2 separate regions of the Homo sapiens genome follow, and region 2 is linked to region 1. A link is an interaction called in ENCODE POLR2A ChIA-PET data of the cell type or tissue named here. Cell type or tissue: CD4-positive, alpha-beta T cell. All regions are shown on one strand.

The links. Peaks named below come from ENCODE experiments on the same cell type or tissue, not always from the same donor. Only the 100,000 strongest peaks of a DNase experiment are listed, where the experiment ranks them.
Region 2: POLR2A ChIA-PET joins it to region 1 with 5 read pairs; 3 of 35 experiments call an interaction of 5 or more read pairs at or near these places.

The regions. Positions count from the first base shown.
Region 1 is chr11:35,044,155-35,046,654 of GRCh38, reverse strand. The region is part of intron 2 of LOC105376626 (a long non-coding RNA gene); the gene reads left to right. Among named protein-coding and RNA genes, the nearest start is that of CD44-DT, 93 kb to the left of the region's middle. In CD4-positive, alpha-beta T cell, no CTCF peak of the experiment used is centred here; DNase peaks (open chromatin) are centred at 1,254, 1,946 and 2,474; H3K4me3 peaks cover 736 bases; H3K27ac peaks cover 2,022 bases.
Region 2 is chr11:35,226,881-35,229,380 of GRCh38, reverse strand. It overlaps CD44 (CD44 molecule (IN blood group)), which reads right to left. Exons shown (of 18, transcript NM_000610.4): 18 at 1-252. The coding sequence ends at 48. Among named protein-coding and RNA genes, the nearest start is that of CD44-AS1, 13 kb to the right of the region's middle. In CD4-positive, alpha-beta T cell, no CTCF peak of the experiment used is centred here; a DNase peak (open chromatin) is centred at 1,241; H3K27ac peaks cover 489 bases.

The sequences.
Region 1 (2,500 bases):
AATGGTCTAAGACAATGGACAATATCTCATATCTACAATAGTATAAATATATTTTCAAGCATCTTTTACTTCACTTATGTATTTATATATCATAATCCAGTAAGGCAGGAAGGGCCAACAACATTAGTCCTATTTTATGGATTTGGAAAATGAAGTACATGCCAGTACTATCATGTTAGATCTTGCGTTACTACTGACAATGACGATGATAGTCATAGATGTCAAATTATCAGATCCTCTCTCCAGAAATCTTTTAATTTACTCATTATTTTTAAGAGATATAGTCTTGCTCTTTTGTCCAAGCTGCAGTGCAGTGGCACAATCATAGCTCACTACAGCCTCAAACTCCTGGGTTCAAACTCCTCCTGTCTCAGCCTCCCAAGTAGGTAGGACTACAAGCTTGCACCACCAGACCCGGTGATTTTTTTCTTTTTTGTAGAACAAAGGTCTTGCTATGTTGCCTATGCTTATCTTGAACTCCTGACCTCAAGGGATCCTCCTGCCTTGGCCTCCCAAAGTGCTGGGATTAAAGGCATGAGCCTCCTGGCCCTGAAATATCTTGAAAGCACAGCAAGAACAATAAGAGTTCATATTTATTGCACGTCTCCTATGTGCTTTGAATGTATTGAAGTAGATGCAATTGTCCTTATTTGAAAGTTAAAGAAACTGAGGTTCAGAAAGATTAAGTATATTGCCTACGACCACATCATTAGTAAGTGATTGAACCAGGATGTGAATCCATGCAGTCTGACTCCAAAGTCATGCACTAGACTAATAAGTGACACCTCTGTTAGCCCATTTTTTAAAGAAAACTCCATTAGAATATGTCAACAAGACCCTTAGATCTTGTTCTTATAACATTTATAGCACTTTTTAGTCTGAGAGTAAACATCATACCTGCTGAGGACAGAAGTGGCTCTTCACTAATATTTTCAGCTCAGAGTGAAAAGGTGGGAGAACTCAAAGAGAAGAGTGTTTAAGTCCATCCCATAGTCCTAGATGGCTTAAAGGACTTGGGTAAACACTCAGCTGTGAAACATTAACAAAGCTCCCAGCCTTGGTGGGTTGCTTCACCTGGGTATGCCAGGCCAACAGAAGTATCTGTAGTAGCCTGGAAAATATCAAGGATCTAATAAATCAACTGATGCTGAAAACAAGCTTGACTTCCTTCCGCAATGTGTATCTCTGCCATCGCAGTCTTCACAGCACGGCAGACACTAAAATGTGACAGGAAACCCAATCGTCTAGCCTAGCGAGTTATTTTCAAAGCGTTGCTAGGGTGATGGGGAGGGAAGGCACATCACAGACAGACAGAAAAATCAAAGGTTTGATAAAACTTGGTGTCATTCAAGTGATATCCACAGACATTTGAAAGGTGCTCTGCTCACATGGACAACGTGGAGGAAATTCAAGGACGATGGTCATGACAGCCTCCATCCTCTTTCAGCACCTTCTTCCCTTGGAAAGTCCTCTCTCTGACATTCACGGCCTCAACCACCATCCATCTCCAGTGCTGTTCCCCCACCCCGGAAGTGCCTCCCATATAATTCTGTCCCGCTTCACTAAATCCCTGGACTGCTTTTTTTTTTTTTTTTTTTTAATTAGAAAAGGAATTTTAAAATTCATTTTTCCCCACAGCTGTTTAGTCCTTCAAAATATTAGTTACTAAATCAAAACTGATGAAATAATTTATGATTTATATGCTATTGGGTGATAATGACTTAATAAATTAATACTGTCAGAGAACTTTTGAAATTTACCCTAACAATAACTAATGGAATTTTCTAGCTCCCTGGGAGGGTGGTACGGTGGAGATGTTTAGTGCTTCCTCTCATCCCATTCTCCTCTCTTTTTGGAAAGGGTCATGTGCCTGTGGTCTGTGTGTCACATGTAGACCAAGGCATTTAATTGCCAGTGAGTGACCCTCCAGTATGCTCCCTCTCTGCTATGACAATGGTGAAGTTTTTTTGTTGAAATGAAGGTGTTGTTAGGTTAAAGCAGCCTGCATCACTGAGCCACCATGTGGAGGCAAGTATCTTAGAGAATCATTCCAGGCTACAATGGACTTTGGATGAAACAGTAATAAAATTCCTTTATGTTAACCCACCAACATTTTTTGGTCATTTTTTATAGCAACATAATCTAGCATATTCTGACAGATAAAGCTAGTAATTTTTGATCACTTCAAATCACAATCCACAGTTTGATTCTGATAAAAGACAAAATTACTAAAAATTACTTAATTAACCAATCAAGATCTACATAACTAGATTTGTTGTGTAGATCTTAATTGGCTTTAATTTGCCATTCTAAAATTGGGCAGCATGTCAGACCAAAAATGCTCTGCCTCACCACATGTGCAGGTTGTATTTCTCTCCAGAGAAAAGGCAGTGACATACAAAAAAATGGAAGTGAGGTACAGAGGCAGACTGATTGGTTACAGCTTGTGTCTGTCTTATTTGAACCTAGTTTGAACAGTTGGCAGCCATGATTGGCTAAA
Region 2 (2,500 bases), 180 kb before region 1:
GGTTATGTTTCCAACGGTTGTTTCTTTCCAAGATAATGGTGTAGGTGTTACACCCCAATCTTCATGTCCACATTCTGCAGGTTCCTTGTCTCATCAGCTGTCATAAACTGGTCTGGAGTTTCTGACGACTCCTTGTTCACCAAATGCACCATTTCCTGAGACTTGCTGGCCTCTCCGTTGAGTCCACTTGGCTTTCTGTCCTCCACAGCTCCATTGCCACTGTTGATCACTAGCTTTTTCTTCTGCCCACACCTAATAATTTAAAAAATGTACCATATCAGAAAGATTGCAGTGACTCAGGCATCAGATCATCATCCTTACTGAGCACCATCATTGATGATCACTATGGTTTATGATGGCTTTAGTGTGTGCCAAGCACTGTGCTAGGGGTTTTCTCTACTTTAACAACTAACAACCAGCACTTAACAACCAGACTCATAACAACCAGCACTCCTCAAAGTGAGGTCCCTGGACCAGCAGCAAAAGCATCATCTTGGAACCTGTTAGAAATACAAATTCTCAGCCCCACCCCAAACCTGCTGAATCAGAAAACTCTAGAGTTGGAGCCCAGGATCTGTGGCTTCTCTGCACAGTCAAATTTGCAACCCCTCAGGGGCTTCTCTGCACAGTCAAGTTTGCAAACCAGCAACTAAGACTCCAGGAAGCCGGTGTTATTATTATATTCTCTATATTCCAAGTGAAGAAACCTTGGGGATCAGAAAATTCAGTAACTTCCCCCAAGTAACTCAGCAAGTAAGAAAGAGGATTCAAACCCTGGTCTGTCTGACTCTCAAGTTCTGATTCTCTTTCTATCTTACTTCACAATGGAAATGTTTGCCTCTTTTAAGCATTTTAGCAGTTTCTGCAGATTTAGATAAACCATCAACATGATGATTGTAAATCATTCTGATTTGTATATTCCAGAAAGTCCCATAACTTCCTCTCCCAGTCAACACTTTGTCGGCCTTGTCAGCATTATTACTGAATGTATCGAGAAGAATAAAACAACATTTTTCTAGAGGTATAAGGCCATAGTGATGTTTTCCTAACATTGGCTAACTCATACAACCCTGATATAGGAAGTTTAATAACATAAGACAAATTATTCTCGTTAATTTAAGGTTTCTCAAACATTACTTAAGACCCAAACGCAAAAGAAAGTTGCTATGGAAGAGTACGACCTTGATCTTTTCCCTGGTTACTGTCCATTGCTTCACCCCACCCAGCCTAATGCAATGCTTCCTCTTTCCTGTAACATATCACTACTACACATATACGAGTCAGACTATGCTTAGAGGAAGGAAAGTTGCATAGCTTCACAACTACAAGCAAGATGGGGATTCAGGGAAGCAGATTACCTCCTGAATACCAGACATTTTACATGTAATTTTCTGTAATTCTTACAACACTCTTTCAAAGCAGCTATTGTTCCCATAATACAGCAATGGAAACTGAGGCCAAAAGAGGTTTAATAACTTGCTCGAGGTCACACAGAAAGTAAGAATGACAGAGCCAATATTCAAATCCAGGCCTTTATGACCAAAGCCTGGGCTCTGCCTGGCTCTGTCAATGCTGCCAGCCCTCTGGAGATTTGGAAACAGTATGAAGTCAGAATTGTTCACTTTGCCTCTGGATATTTGGAGTAATAGTGACAAAGCCTCTATTATTCATGATCATGGACCATTCCCTGTAGGACTGCCAAGGCCATAAACTTTAAGCTCTTGTTTGGGGAAATAAAAATTATACCTCCTCAACAGGAGGTAGATCCTGTCTCCTCTAGCATAAGGCTTGATGAGGGGTTGGGGGAAGGATGCTTGAACTGTGAAACAGATTCATGGGGACCAGGAATACAGATGGAGTCCAGCAGGATGCATGGTCAAGAAAAGGGCCTTGGAGGCCAGGTGCAGTGGTTCACTCCTGTAATCCCAGCACTTTGGGAGGCCAAGGCGGGTGGATCACTTGAGCCCAGGAGATTGTGACCAGCCTGGGCAACATGGTAAAACCCAGTCTGTATTCAAAATACAAAGATAAGCCGGCTGTGGTGGCATGTGCCTGTAGTCTTAGTTACTTTGGGGGCTGAGGTGGGAGAATTACTTGAGCCCAGGAAGTCGAGGCTGCAGTGAGCTGTGTTTGTGCCACTGCATTCCAGCCTGGGTGACAGAGTGAGACCCTGTTTCAAAAAAGAAAAAGAGACCAGGCACAATGGCTCATGCCTGTAATCCCAACACTTGGGAGGCTGAGGCAGAAGGATCACTTGAGGTCAGGAGTTCGAGACCAGCTGGCCAACATGGTGAAACCCCATCTCTACCAAAAATACAAAAATTAGCCGGTCATGGGGGCATGGTGGTGCGTGGCTGAATCCCAACTACTCAGGAGACTGAAGCAGGAGAATTGCTTGAACCTGGGAGGTGGAGGTTGCAGTAAGCTGAGATTGCATCACCGCACTCCAGCCTGGGTGACACAGTAAGACTCCGTCTCAAAAAAAAAAAAAAAAAAAAAA